2 separate regions of the Homo sapiens genome follow, and region 1 is linked to region 2. Evidence: read pairs that join two places in POLR2A ChIA-PET (ENCODE). Cell type or tissue: GM12878. All regions are shown on one strand.

Region 1 (8,000 bases), 150 kb before region 2:
AAAATTTCAGCTAACGAGGAGTGCATGATGCAAGCCATCTATACTAGAAATGGAGGGAAGGGGTAGCTTCAACCGTGTCAAATACCCAGAGAACATTCTAATGTGTTTAGATCAGTCTGGGGAATCATTTATAAATCATTCTGGTTTTAAACATTTTGAATCTTTCTTAGATATGTATTTTTAAAAGTCTTTCCTCTACCATTTTTCTGTGTCAAAGTCTATGGAAATAACCACTAAGATAAAGAATCATAAAAACTCACTAGCTTATGTTTTCATGTGTTTTATGTATAAGGATATGTTTTAGGTTCTACATAAAGCATATTAAGGTATGCCCAGAAAATAAAATCATGTCCCCCACATTTTGTTGAGAAACAATGATGGTTAGGTTACAGCCAAATTTTTTTGCTCATTACAAGGTCTGAAATACAGCTTTTGATTTCCTTTGTCTGAGTAGAATGTATAACCTTTCTAAATTTATTTTTATTTTCCAACATATTATTTGCCTTGATACTGATGTATGTGGTATACTTATAAAGATAAATCTTTCTTCTTTCCTTTCCTAATTTGTTCAAACCTTTGATGAGAAGAACCAATATTGTAAAGAATGCTGATGGCTTCATAAATATTTTTATCATTGAATTTCAAAAAAGCACATACAATAGTTACATAACTCTTACTCCCATTCATGTGTCATCTTTGGAGTCTATGGTTAATAATAATAACACTAAAAACAATGGATTTAGATTGAGTAGGTACCTGTACATGGGTAAATTCATTGATTCGTTAAATATTTACTACTACCTCAAAGAGAGTAAACAGCCTGGTGGGAGAGACAGGCACAGTGACATGCTGAAGCTGGCTTAAGCTGGGTCTCATTGGCTCCCAAGAGCCAATTCTCTGCATCTCTTCTCAATTCCACTTCATTGACATCAAGTTAGTAGCTTGAAATCAGCCATGGTGAGAGTGAGAGTATTTACACCACAGAAATTGGCAAACACTATAAATTTGGGCTTTTTGTTAGACATTCACCAGGCACCACTGCAATACATAGATGTGGCTAACAATGTGATGTGTTAAGAAACAAGAGAGATAATAAAAGCACCAAGAAGGGGTGCTGAACACAGTTAGAAGGATCAAAAAACCTTCCCTTTTGGGGCTAACCTCCAATATCACCTCCTCTGAGAGGCCTTTCAATACAACCTTCCTGAAAAAATCCTGCTCCCAGGCATGCTGTCATACTACACTGTGCATTTCTTTCAGAAAATCTGCCACAGTTGGTGATTATCTTACTTATTTTTACTTATCTGTCTCCCTTACTGGGATGTAAACTCTTCAATGCAGGTTCTTATCTGCCTTGTCTCCCTGGCTACTAAAAGGCACTCAAAGTATTTTTTTAAAGTTAGTGGTGGAGTAGCAGTAGGGTCTCAAAGGATGAGCAGAATTTGGCTAGGCAAAGAACTAAAGGTAGAACATTCTGAGCAGACAGAAATACAAAGAGTGGTGGCCAGAGAAAGATAGTGTGTGCATAAAACTTACAGTCCAAATTAAGGAGTGGCCTCTACACTGGATCATGTGAGCCACAGGGACTCATGAAGGCCACTGTTCAAACTCCTATTTACCCAGAGATGAGCAAGAGCATGGCTAACTCCAAATTGGCACAGATGTGGTTTTAGGTCAGGAAAGAAGAAAACTAATGAAACATCTCTCTCCTATCTGATTGGTAAATTGAAGTTCTTTTTCCTCAGTAGAAGGGATTTATCCCTAAAAAGCATTGCTGAATCTCCCCAATTCAGAGTGTTCAAAGTGTGAAGCATTTGATAGCATTTAAATTGAAACAAATAAACAAGGCAATGAGGATATGTTGGTTTCCCCCATGTGCATTATTGAAGTCCTTCTGCAAATAATTGTGGTCTCTTGACAATGCTGCATGTATTAGATCATCTGAGAAATGTATTAAAGGGGTTTTCTGTTCAGTGAGGGAGCAGGGTGTTCAGTACCTAAGGAGATAAGCTAATTTGACTACAGGTATTGAGTCTGCATAAAGCATTGAGCCAGTGCCCTCTCCCACTTCTCCAACATGCCACAATCTATTAGATGAGGCGATAGGATCTTCAATGGGATGAAGAAAGGATAAAATGATGGAATGACTAATTCTGCTGGGTGAAATTCAGCAAGGTTTCAGGGGAAGGTAATGTTTGGTTTGGCCTTAGGAGATGAGTAGAACTTGAGCAGGCAAAGTCTCAGTGGAGGGGGCACTTCAACAGGAAGAACATGCTGATCCAAACCACAGAGGCCAGAAGTCAGGGTGTAGATATATTTGAAGGCTCATGGAACTGCCACACATAGATTAACTTACACAACTCTGAGCAGAACAACTGCCAATGTGCTTTTGCAAAACAACATTCTAATTTTACTTCGGTTTTCATAATGGCAAAGTGATTCATTAGTTCCTATTACACATTGCAATTTCAAAATGATAAAACACTGAGAGTCCTTTCTTAATTATGAAAGTTCAAAAAAGGGAACTTAAGCCAAATCTGCTGTTTCCACTCAGCAAATGTGTGGCCACAAGAGGTGCTTGACCCGCCTGCACACAACTCCTATTAAGTCTTGTCCATACAAGCTTAATAATAAGATAATATCTTTGCTTTGTATACACAGTGGAGCCTCATATGCATACCATAATTGACTATGCAGGGTTAGAGAGGCCCCAAGTCAAGTTATGTCACAGCCACGGCATAATCAACTATATTCATTAAAAGCACAATCAGGCCAGGCTCACACCTGTAATCCCCGCACTCTGGGAGGCCAAAGCAAGTGGATCACCTGAGGCCAGCCTGGCCAACTTGGTGAAACCCTATCTCTACTAAAAATACAAAAATTTATGGGGCATGATGGTACTTTTTTGTAATCCCAGCTACTCGAGAGGCTGAGGCATGAGAATTGCTTGAACCCAGGAAGTGGCGGTTGCAGTAAGCTGAGATTGCGCCCCTACGCTCCAACCTGGGTGACAGAGTGAGGCTCCATCTCGATAAATAAATAAAAACAAACAAACAAACAAACAAATAAATAAATAAATAAATAAAAGCACAATTCAGGTAAAACTCACTTGAAGACAACTTAAAATGTGAAAATAACTGATTTCCAAAATGGACATACAAAGGTGATTGTTTTATACTTATTTCACCATTGGTTTCACTTAAATAGTGAGTTTTAAAATGACAATTTATCAAAAGCTATTTTCATCAGAAATATATTTTGTGTGTAAAGAAAAGCACCCCAAGGGCTGCTTGGTGACCAAGAACAGAGACTGATTCTGGCTGGCTTAAGTTAAAACAGAAATTCTTGTATGAATATTATCAGAGAAAGATAGTGTGTGCGTAAAACATAAAGTCCAAATTAAGGAATGGCCTCTAGACCACTAAATAAAAGATAAAGCTGGAAATAGAGCTCAAAAAAATCTGTGCCTCCCCAACCCAGAAAAAGAGGGCAGCTCTTGGAATCCAGATAGAACTGATAGGAAGTGCCTCTTTGATCATTTTTCTGATCTTTTTCACTCAGCTCAAGCTTCAAATTCCCAGGATAAAATGACCAATCTGGAATTATCCAGAGACAATCACACCCCTTCAATTACAGTCCCACGGAAGCTACACAGGTTCGTGGAGAATGGTTTCCTCAAAGGAAATTGGTGCTTTTATCAAAGAGGGTAGAATGGGTTGGGCATAGTGGCTCATGCCAGTAATCCCAGCAATTTGGGAGGCCAAGGTGAAAGTATACCTTGAGGACAGGAATTCCAGACCAGCCTGGGCAACATAACAATATCCTGTCTCTAGAAAAAAAAAAAAAATAGCTGAGCGTGGTGACACAAGCCCATAGTCTTAGCTACTCGGGAGGCTGAGACAAAAGGATCACTTGAGCCCTGGGCAACAGAGCAAGACCCTGTCTAAAAAAGAAAAAAAAAAAAAGAGAGTAAGAAGGTGGAATGAATACCAAGTAGCCAGAAGATGAGGAATAGCCATTCTAACCCCTAACCTGAGGGTGTTCTGCCTGTGATTAGTCCTGACTCACTATACCAGTGTGATACAGTTGAGAATTTTGTCTTTCTCCTTATCCAGCCTTTCCCTGACCCTTTTTGTTCTGAAGAGGTCAGTAGCAACTTCTAGAATCTGTTTGTGGAGGGAATTTTAAAATACATACCTGTTGGTTAGTCGGTGTTTCCATGTGATACTTTTTACATACTCAACAATTTACTTATCCCTCCATATATAGCAATATGAGTGTTATCTAACCACTAGGAATTTTTCTCCATGAAGTCTATAGTCACATGCTAGTGAGATAATTTAAATATGTCCACAGAATACAGAATATTTTTCAAATAAGTTTTTAAAAGCTTAAAAGGAAAAAGACTAATTAAAAAAAGGCTTTAGGTCTTTCGTACCAAACATTCTATTAAGCAGATATTTTTTGTGTAAGTTACTTAATTACACAGTTGAGCACTGTGTAAACACATCTCAACTCTCTATATCAACTTATGTAGCTGTTAAATAAAAAACCTATAGTATGTACAATATGTTGCATTTTTCCATAGGAAAAAAATGAGTTCTGTCAACATGTCCAGCCAAGCTAAAGTAGAATGACTTCAGCTACAAATATCTAGAAATGCTGAGTAAAACAGGATAAAAAAGAATTTGTTTTTAAATGCCCAGCTAAGCTCATGAGAAATAATGAAGAATTCCAAGAATACGGAAATGACCAGGTTCCAGAAAGGCAGAGGATGTCCAAATGGATGCAGCAGTGGCCTTGGGGTGGGAAAAGCAGAGGGGCTCAGATGATGCTGGGAAATAGGCCCTCCCATCTACACTAGGACAAGATACAAGAGTGGGCCATGCAAAGAGGACAGTGGCGGCTGAGACCTCTAGATCAAGCTAGAGTCCTACAGCGCTACAACCTCAGTATAAAGGAACTGGACAAAGTCCACCTACCCACCAGGGAAACAGCAAAGAGGCTTGCCTCAGCCCTAAGAGCAGGGTGGGAAAGGAAAGTTTCCCACGAGAAAATGAAGCCCCATGGCCATGCCAATCCTAGGCTTGGAAGCTGAATTTGCACTTTCCTTGTGATATGGGATTTCCCCAGTTTGAGACTGACATAGATGTTGCTCCTGAGCTGGTTGCCCAGGGCTCCTTGAAGAAGAAAATCCAAAACATCTCTAGAAGGATATTCCACAGGAATTACCACAGGGATTACCACAGAGGAAAAAAATTTGCTAAAGATCGGGTTATAATTTTTTTTTAATTATATAGTATATGAGGTAAAGATCCAACATGAGTGAGGATCCAAAGCTCTCTCAGAATCCAAAGGTCTCTGCCATAGAAAAGCAGATATCATTTCCAAATTATTTTATTTATTTTATTTTTATTATATTTTTAGAGATGGAGTCTCACTCTGCCACCCAGGGCTGGAAGTACAGTGGTGTGACCATAGCCCACTTCAGCCTTGACTTCCTGAGCCCAAGAGATCGTCCCACCTCATCTCCCAAGTAGCTGAGAGTACAGGTACATGCCACCATGTCCAGTTTCAAATAATTTTATATTATCTGGAAGCTAGTATGAAAGAAATATTAAAATGACTAAAGAGATTAAAGAAGGAATAAAATTCATAATGAAAGAATAAGACATTATGACAAAAGAACACACACAATTTTTAAAAGAACCAAATGGAAATCTGCAAATAAAAGATAAAACCTGAAAAATTAATGGATTGGTTAAATAACAGACTGGACTCTGATGAAGAGAAAATTAGCTAACTGGAAGAAAAATCCTGGCATATTACTTTGAATGTAGCATGGAGAGACTTTTTTAAATGTAAAAAAACATAAAAGGTGGAAAGTAAGCAAGATGAAAGATGGTGTGCATAGGAGCCAAGAGAAAACTTCCCTTTAGAAGTTTTACTGAAAAATCAACTAGAAAAAGGCATATTATTTATTTTATTTTATTTATTTATTTGCCTGCTAGACAAATTCTAAAAGAGCTTTAACATTGCCAAAAGGCAGGTTAATAGGAGAAAGGCATACAAGTGTATTAGCATGTACAGGAGACATACAGAGATCTGAAAAGCAAGATGCTTGATGCTTTTATACCATCTTGAAGTTACAGAAATAACAGGGGCTCAGAGAATGGCCCAAAACACGTTTTGATGGTAAATCAGGTTATGATGGCAAGACCAGGTTATGGGAGGAATAGAGAGGAAGCCTGGCTAGTAAAGGTGGTCTCCTTATGTAGAGGAAACCTCACAGGTGGCAGCCCTCAGAGAGAATAGGTAGTAAGTGTTTCTTTAGGCCCTTAACGGTGTCAAACTCTCAGTTAATTTTTCCTAAATTGGACAAGGGAGAGCCTCAGAGAAAGCCTGGCTTTGTCAATGCAGATTTTCTTTACAGAAGCAAATCTCCCTACAAAAGACAGCTTTTCAGCTATTCTTATATTTCCAGGTCTTCTGCACAGCCATCTTGAAATATGTAAAAGAAGTATATTTGGCGGGTGAAATATTTTAGTTTCCTTCAAGTGAAAGGTCCAAGATACATCTATTTAATAGGATTTCTAGAAAGGTTTATAGAGAAAATAAAGAAAATTCAAAGAGTTGATGTCTGGAATTAACACAAATCCTCACATCGAAGAGGGTGTGCAAAGAGGCCAGAAAGGGAAAAATAGAAATAAATCTGCACTTAAATACGTCAAAGCAAAACTGTGTAGCATCAAAAAGAGAGTATCTTAAGATCAGTGGAAAATAAAAAGTGGAATAATTGGACTTACAGCAGACTTCTCAAAAGCAACAACAGAGGCCAGAGGAAAATGAAATCATGTCTTCAAGTATAATTTCAACCTAGAATCCTTTATCAAGCTAAGTTGTCATTCAAGAATGAAAGCAAAGTAAAAATAGATATTGAAATCAACAAAGAATAAGAAATACCAAACACAGGCCCTCATAAGATAAAAGGAAATTAAATTGAAGAAAGAATAGCAACAAAAGGACTATTAAACAAAAAAGGTGGTAAATATGTTCGGGCATGGTGGTGTGCGCCTATAGTCCCAGCTACTTTGGAAGCTGAGGCAGAAGGACTACTTTAGCCCAGAAGTTCAAGGCTGCAGTGAGCTATGATTGAGTTACTGCACTCCAGCTCTCCAGCCTGGGCAATTGAGTGAGACCTCACTTGAAAAAAAAAGTGTAAATAAAAATAAACATTGAATGTAAAAACTTCTAATATTTCATTTGAAGAGTTTAAAAATAAGGTACAGCTGAAATGTCAGTGTGAAAAATATGACTGCTTACAGTCAAGATGTACTAAGGTCTTTTTCTTGTTCAGAAGGATTCACTTTACACTGTGTAAGTCAAGTATGTGTGTCAAAAGTGTACAGGTAATCACTAAAAAAAAAATAGACTGCAAAAGAATGTAAAACTTCTAAATCAGTACTAAAAACATAAAAATTTGATCAATTCAAAGAAAGGAGAGAAAAGGAAATAAAAACATAAGATATATATATATATATACACAAGCCCTTGAACTTCTGGGTTAAAGTAGTCCTTCTGCCTCAGCTTCCAAAGTAGCTGGGACTATAGGCGCACACCACCATGCCCGAACATATTTACCAGCTTTTTTGTTTAATAGTCCTTTTGTTGCCATTCTTTCTTCAGTTTAATTTCCTTTTATCTTATGAGGGCCTGTGTTTGGTATTTCTTATTCTTTGTTTATATATATATACACATATATATATTTCCATAGGTTATTGGGGAACAGGTAGTGTTTGGTTACATGAGTAAGTTATTTAGTGGTGATTTGTGAGATTTTGGTGCACCCATCACCTGAGCAGTGTACACGGTACCCTATTTGTAGTATTTTATCCCTCACCCCCTTCCCACCCTTGCCCCCTGAGTCCCCAAAGTCCTTGTGTCATTCTTATGCCTTTGCATCCTCATAGCTTAATTCCCACTTATGAGTGAGAACATAC
Region 2 (8,000 bases):
AAGCAGACTGCAGTGATTAGCATGAAGGAGGTTATCAGGGAGTAGAGTATTCTTAGGCTCCATCCCTGAGGAAGACAGATGGGGAAGAAAGAAAAGATGAGCTGGGTGGAGCCTCAGCAAAGCCTTCTGCCAACCCCATGGGCAGCTCTGTGGCTGGGATGGCCCCTGCAGAATCACTTGAGTTTGGGCCAGGAAGCGTTGCGACTGGTAGTTGGATAGAGGCTACCCCAGGAAGGCTAAATGGCCTTGAGCAAGACTGATCTCTTCAGCTAAGGCAATTCCTGAAGGGGATTGGCAGCTGAGAGGTTTCTACCACTCCCAGCAGCTGAGAAAATATATCCTTCACTCCTGCAGTGGGACCTGGGCAGTGCATCTGGCAACCACCACAAGGAGCTAACTGAAGTTTAAGTCTGTTGCTCTAGGATGTTAAAGAATTGCTGTTAGGAAGAAAATTGTTATTTTTTGTTTAGAACAGCCTCTTTGGTTATGAAAAGGGAGGCCCCTCTAAACTTACATAAATGAAAAAGAACACAAAGAAAGCGCCAAATTGCCCCACATAACAGAAGCAGGGCTGTGGGACTGGCCCCTGGAAGCTTTGGAGGTTGTAAGGGCCCTGAAGACTCAAAGAAGAGGAGGAGAAAAGCCCCAGCAACAAGCAGCAGGTGACAGCTGGGGGCATGGATTGCCTGTGAAAGGCTCCCACGTGAGGCTGGCCATGAGTCATCAAATATTTAAATATAGGTTGTTCGCTATTCTAATATTCTGTTTGGTTGGTGATCCCCCTCTGAAAACTTCAGTAAATGTCTGCCACACAGCACGTCTTTGTTAGTGAAGCTTTGGAGAACTATAGTAAAAGCTAGTCCCTGCCCACAGAGAAGCAGGGAAGCAAGCTGGATAGTTGAAAAATTCAAAAGGCAGGAAATTATGAACCTCCCTGAGAACCTTGGAAATACTGGAAAGGGCACTGAATCTTGTACTGCATGTGGGATGGGGAGCTATTCAATGTATTTGGCTACTAAAGGAAAGGATTATACTCAGAAAACTGGAGGGCTTTGGAATATCCAGTTTATACTTTCGCAAAAGAAAATATGATCATCTTTGCTTGGGAAACTCAAGAAAGTGCTTCAGAGAGGAAAAAGACACTGAGCTGGGAATTGGAGGAGGGGTAGGAGATATATAGGTGTACAGAGATAGAGCAGGTGGAATAAAAATGCATCCCGGCCCAAGGGAATAGCATGTAAGGCCTAAGGAATAATAGAAACTGTGCCAAAAACTCCAGTGAATCTGGAGTATGGAACTTCAAAAAAAGAAAAGAGAGATGACTCAGGGCTTTATATGCCATGCTGCAGAGCTTGGCTTTCATTGTAGAAGCTCCTGCTTGTCAACGAGTTCACATCTACCCACTGCAGTAAATGTGGTAGGCCAGGACTTAAAGAAAAAAATGCAAATAAATGAGGCTCATCTTTTTGAAACATAAATTTTACATAAAGATTAGAAGAGAAGGACTTTTTTTTAAGATTAAAACAACATGGCAGTATTCTGCAGTAGAATACAAAATTTCCACAGTTTTTTAAATAAAAAATAAGGTTTCAAATAGATTTCCTGATTGATTTGGTCAGTTCTTGCCATATTCTCTGCCCTCTCATATGAAAATAACTTTGATGAAACTCTTTTTTTTCCTTCTTTTTTTTTTTTTTTTACAGGAGTCAGGAGAGGTGCGGGGGGGTGGGAATTTCTTATGAAACTCTTACGTAGGGTGCTGAGAAGTGTTAAGCAGAAGAGTAAAATTATCATCAATTATATTTAGCTTTGTGTTGTTTCTATTTCATGTGTTTCAATTTTATGTCCTCCCTTCCCCAAATTTTGTTGTAGTTTACAACATGGCAAGGGGATAGAGAGAAAGAGACTATGACAAGAACAAGATGGAAACGGTGCACACATGCCGCAGGCTGGCTGTGCAGGATGGACCTCGTGGGACATCTATCCCTTGGTGATATTTTCATTGGATTTGTCATTGGTTTGCTTAGTCCCTAACTTTGCCACCTGATTATCTGGGTTTGTTTTTTTTTTTAATAACAGCTTTATTGAGATAGGGGGCTTAATACCTAGGTGATGGGTTACAGGTGCAGCAGACCACCATGGCACACGTTTACCTATGTAACAAACCTGCACATCCTGCACATGTATCCCACAACTTAAAATTAACTATATTAAATTACATTTTTAAAAAAATGAAGTCCTGATACATGCTACATCATGGATGGATCTTGAAAAACATGCTCAATGAAAGAAGCCAGCCATGAAAGGCCCTATACTGTATGATGTCATTTGTATGTAGGTCCAGAATAGGCAAATCTACGATCTGAGTTTTATCAGGCTGCCAGTTCATCCATGATTGAGCAAATCCCAGAGAACTGAGTCACACTCATTAAACCAGAAGATTTTTTTCACAAAACTATTGACAACATGTATTAGTCTGCTTGATGAGTTGTCATAATAAAATACCATAGACTGGGTGGCTTAAACAATAGAAATTTTTATTTTCTCACAGCTCTGGAGGCTGGAAGTCCAAGATCAACGTTTCAGCAGGGTTGGGTTCTATGAGGACTGTCTTGCTGGCTTGCAGGTGGCCACCTTCTCATTGTGTTCCCACATGGCCTTTCTTTGCTGCCTGCACTTGGAGAGGGAGAGCTCTCTCTTCCTCCTCCTAAGAAACCACTCACAAGGGCCCCACCCTCATGACCTAATCTAACCCTAATTATTTCCCAAAGTCCTCTCTCCAAATACCATCACACCGGGGGTTAAGGCTTCAACAGGGTGGGGGACACAATGTACAGTCTATAACGCAATATATCCAACATCAAAAAGGAATGTATTCTCCTAGCAGAAGAAAGATGAATAACACATTTTCTACCTGAATTGCCTATGTTTAAAAATTCTAATCTGTGTAATATTTTGGAGAAGACTTGCCATTGCCATTTGGTTCAAATTCAAATGGACTCTGGATGGGATCAACTGCAACCTTGCAATGGGGGGTGATTAATGGAAGTAAGGGACGGGTAGACAGCAACCACTTATTCAGAGAAAGGTTTGGAAAAGCATCAGGATTCCTCCTCCTTCTTCTGCAGTTCTAGCTCAGAAATCCCTACAAAGGCTTTGTTGCTGGCTCTGGACGTCGATCTATGTCTACCTACAAACACAAGTGGACCAGGCTAGTTCAGAGCTTCAGACACCTGGGACACGGGGATGACCTTTAGCCACAGGGTTGAAAGCACTGTGGGCATTATAAATTGGGGCATTGAATTTGAAAGAGAATAAAAGAGCCTATACAATCTTTCAATCCATTCATATGTCCTTACATCCTGAAATATTCTCCTTATGGAAATTTAAAGAATCAGAATATGTTCTAAGGAAGGCATGGGAGGGGTCACTAATTTTGGCAGATCCTGACACACTGTGGTTCCCCTGTCCTTGAGAAGAGAAATTTGCATTCACACTTCTGTGTGGTGACCACAATCACAGCCAAGGGAACTAGATGGTCTGTGACAAACATCCCTCAGGCTGCTGCATTTGGGGAGATGACATATGCTTCACTAAGAGGCTGACCTCTCTAGGTGTACTAAAGGCAAGGAGGCCTCAGCCAGATAAACACTAGCACTACCCACTTTTTTTGGCCTTCTTTTTCTAAACAGCATAGAGACTAATCCCTCCTCTTATAAAACTACTTCAGGGAAAGTAAAACAAATTAGAGCACATATTCTTTCATATTAACTGCATTTTAAAGTCTGCAGTGAGATTTGGGGAATTCCATAGCCCAGTGAACCATAAGGATGCCATTTTCTGCCCTTTCCTTCAAATTCTGGAATGTCTGGCTCCTTATGGAGTGACTAGAGTTTGTGAACACAGTGAAAGCCAAGCTTTTGACGAATGTTGTTTTACAAAATAGGTGAAAGTACACAAAACATAATAGTTTATCAATAATTAAATACCTGATGATGAATTGATACTTGACTGGTGATATGACAAATGGAATTCGTCTTTTAGATAAAAGAAGCTCATAATAAAATCCTTCAATAATTAAAGCCCCTTGGCTAAGGCCCAAGACCCTCCTGACACTGAGCAGAGCAAACAGCTTTTACTGAGGTCCCAGAATGCTTACTCTGAGATATCTTTGTCCTTCTAAACAATTAGCAGCTCTGTGGAAGGGCAATGGAATAACTGTCTGGGTGCCCCTTGACATTGAGAGATCTAAAGGAATTTCTTTTTCTTTCCTCTAAAATCTACTGTGATCAAAGAAGACTTAAGGGTGTCAAGAAGAAAAACAAGCTAACGCAATTTGTATTGAATTTTGAAAAATCTTTCCCTGTAGCCATGGGTAACTGGATAAGAAAACACTAAACAAGTCCCTTTGGGGATATTACATGATGGTATTCAATTTTGTATCTTGCCTCCTGTATTGCGGATTTCTTCAAGATACGAACAGGCTCTGAGAGACAGACTTATATAAATAGAAGCATTACTCAGTGATGACATTACCATTGGCTATAAGGCAAAATTACTTCTAAATAGATCATGACATTAAAAAAAAGATTTCTGGTTTCAGTGCTAGAAGAAAGCAGCCTAAGCATTTTAAAGGCTGCTCATAAAGCTCCAAAAAGTCACATATGAAATTATTTCAGATACAGAAGGAAATTGTAATGACGAACACATTCAATTTACCTTTGACAGAACCACCAAATTCCTCCCTACACTCCCCACCCTCAATCCCCTACCCAGACATCAGGGCAACATAAGGAATCATATTAGAAAGGGTAGTTTTGATTTATTGCTACAAGAGATGTGGAAGAGAAACTTTACGTGATTAGTTAAAAATTTCCCCCACTGGGAGCAAGGCTCCAATGTAACTCTAAAATCAGAACTCCCTCTGTTAGCAGGCTATGTACTTAATTAAGGTCTGAACTGTCAATGTTCAATATGCTAATTATGTGCTTAAGAACACTGATTATAATTTTTAATCTAGCACTCTGCTGGATATGGTACCTTCTGGATATATAATTACATAACCAAGGAATCTTAAAATACTCTCAGGTTGCCTTTTCCCAGTCAAGTCATATCATTCATGTAGTTAACATAATTTTTGGCTGTATAACCACAAAAACATACTGGGATTCTTCCTCCATCTATGCCAGAAATTTTCAGACACGTCCCTAATTCTTCATCTGAAATAGTCATCTTTTTTTCTTTCATCTAAGGAATTCTTCTTTACCATAGGCAGAATAATGTCCCCAGACACCTCAGTGCTGTAAAACGAGTTCCTCCCCTAGTGTGGATAGAAGGGAGGAAGACTGGCTCAGAGAGACCAGAGTGTCTTATCTCCAGTCTAGACTATGACTCCTGGAAATTCCAGGATGCCAGTATTCACAGTCCCTGGGATTTAAAAACAAGCATAAATGTACAAATGATACTCAACAGGTTCTGCATTTCCTCCCTGGAAATGTATATTTCAGACAAGTCAAGATTCTTTTATTCATATTAACCATTTCATGTCACGTCTTTTATGGGGGGCCATCAATATTGCTTTTCTCTGGAACATACCCCAACTCAGATCCATGGTATTGTACGTCTAGAAAGACGGGCAGAGTGTGGAGTAAACTGAAGTCATCATGATCTCTGTAACACCCTGAGGCTTCTATTCCCCCATGGACATTCCATGAAGGGAAGAAACATTCTTCTAACTCAAAAAACCACCAAAGGAGAGCCGGGAGGACGTCATACCTCGGCTGGTGGGTGCAGCGGGAGCCACACGACTCACCTCAGGCCTCTTCCCTGATGGACATGATGGTAGCCAATCTCCAGGACAGTCCCAGTTGAAGCTCCAGAGGGAAAGGGGATCAATCAGCCACCAGCTGCCTCCCTGGCCACAATAGCAAAAGGGAGCAAGGACTCAAATGGACCTGTAAAAGGAAAATAGATCTCACAACCCTAAAATCACCAAGCCAAAGGGAAAAGTTAAGCTGAGAACTGCTAGTCAGGCAAAGCCTGCCTCCCATTTTATTCCTAAATAAGAAAGCCACAAAGATTTAAAAAGCTACACACCTCCCTCATATTTGTCTACAAGGAAATTCCTTGTGGGCCTCGAGATCTTTAGCCTAAAACGGTTCTGTTGAATTTCACCTTGGCAATGTAAATTGATAGCTTATCTTCACAGGTGCCAAAGGACAGATAGAGCTCAAAGTCTTCCCTCTGCTCACCTGAGACAGATGTAATTTGGATTCTTTCCTCTGCCCTACTGTTTCTGTAAAAATGCAGATTCACTAAGCCAGACTAAGGCATAAGTGACTATTCCTCTACCTCCCTCTCACGTGTAAATTGTGTATTCAGTGAGAGGCTAATCAGAGAATGCAACTGTTTGTCTCTTAACTATCTATGACCTGAAAGCCCCCACACCCCCACCCTTCAAATTGTCCCGTCTTTCCAGACCATACCAATGTACATCTTACACATATTGACTGATGTCTCTTGTCTCCATAAAATGTATAAAACCAAGCTGTGCCCCAACTACCTTGGGCACATGTTGTCAAGAGTTCCTGAGGCTGTGTCATGGGCCTGTCCTTAACTTTGGTAAAATAAACTTTCTAAATGGACTGATACCTGTCTCAGATACTTTTGGGTTCACAGACCCACTGTGACCCTCTTTGAAACTCGGAGAAACTCTTCCCTTGCACAGGGAAGCTGTGCAAGGCGGCTCCTTGTGAGCAGATGAGGGAAAGGAGCCCTTTGGATGTGCCCTGGGCTGAAGGTGGCTGCATTTTTCCTTAGACTGCTGAAGCCTGGAACACTTGGGTTTCACAAGTAATGGCAAAACAGTATAAAGGGGGCTGTTGTTGGGATAGGGCTCAAACAACTAGAAAACAAAAGAGAAACAGGAGGTGATGAGGACAAGGGTTTGGGAGAGTCAGGTAAGGCTTAAGAGGAGATCAGCCTTAAGTGGGGGCAAGAAAGAGAAGCAGGAGTAGCTCATCAGGCTGACTAGGGGGAAGTTGCAAAGGCCCAGAGCAACAAAACCACAGAGTGAGTTTGGAGATTGGAAGGTGGGTCCATGTAGCTGCTGAGGTGGCGGCTGAAGAGAGGAGAGGGCATCTGGAGGGAGCCCTCAAACCCATTCCACAGGCCCTGACTTTTCTCTAAGTCACAGGAAGTCACCATCAGGTTTAAGTGGCAACTCCGTCTCCTGAGATTTGAGTTTAGGAAAGATTGCAAGAGCAGCATGGTGAAGGAAAGACTGAGGAGAACAAGGCTAGAGATGGGGTCTGCTCAACTGTCCAGGGAAGAGAGGAAAGAGGTCTTTGCTAAGGCAGTGACAAGGGGATGGAGAGGAGTGGACTACAAAAAAAAGAAAAACTTCCTCTAAGCAAGAGGAATCAAAACATTTTACCTTAAAAAGAGATTTGATGGTTTCCAAACTCATATCCAGCTCAATTAATCTTCACACAAACCCACCAAGTCAAGTAAAGTCAATAGTGCTTTACTTCTAGAAGAAGGAATGGGTTCCAGGTGGTTGATCAGAGGTACGAAGCTCCCCCCAAGAAAGACTACACACCCCAGCCTGCACTTTCCCACTGTACCACCACGCCTGACACTGATGAGCTTCTGTTTTGCAAAGCTGATAACTATACTCAGAAAAAGTACATGTGATTTGAGAGAAATCCCACTGGCAAAGCGACTAAGTCAAGGAAGAGGAATTCTCAAGGAAAGAATAGTTCTTTCTGTTGGCCAGAAAAATAGTACTGCTCTGAGAGCCATTTTTAGAACAGTTAAATAACTTTTAAAATTACATGAAAGATCCAATCTTATCTGAGGGTTTTTTATTGTTTTGAAATATTTTATTATTTTGTATTTTCTTTTCTGTATTTTAATAGGGCCTATTTTTACCCAGAGATATGATTTAGAGAATTATGTTACTTGGGAGAAGTAAGATATTTTATGTATCTCAGAGATAC

The links. Peaks named below come from ENCODE experiments on the same cell type or tissue, not always from the same donor. Only the 100,000 strongest peaks of a DNase experiment are listed, where the experiment ranks them.
Region 1: POLR2A ChIA-PET joins it to region 2 with 6 read pairs; 2 of 35 experiments call an interaction of 5 or more read pairs at or near these places.

Annotation. Positions count from the first base shown.
Region 1 is chr2:215,726,378-215,734,377 of GRCh38, forward strand. The region is part of intron 5 of LINC00607 (long intergenic non-protein coding RNA 607); the gene reads right to left. It also overlaps the pseudogene LOC124906139. Among named protein-coding and RNA genes, the nearest start is that of LINC01614, 12 kb to the left of the region's middle. In GM12878, no CTCF peak of the experiment used is centred here; DNase peaks (open chromatin) are centred at 1,934 and 2,444.
Region 2 is chr2:215,880,467-215,888,466 of GRCh38, forward strand. No RefSeq gene overlaps it. Among named protein-coding and RNA genes, the nearest start is that of LINC00607, 41 kb to the left of the region's middle. RefSeq lists an enhancer at 534-603. In GM12878, no CTCF peak of the experiment used is centred here; DNase peaks (open chromatin) are centred at 750 and 3,535.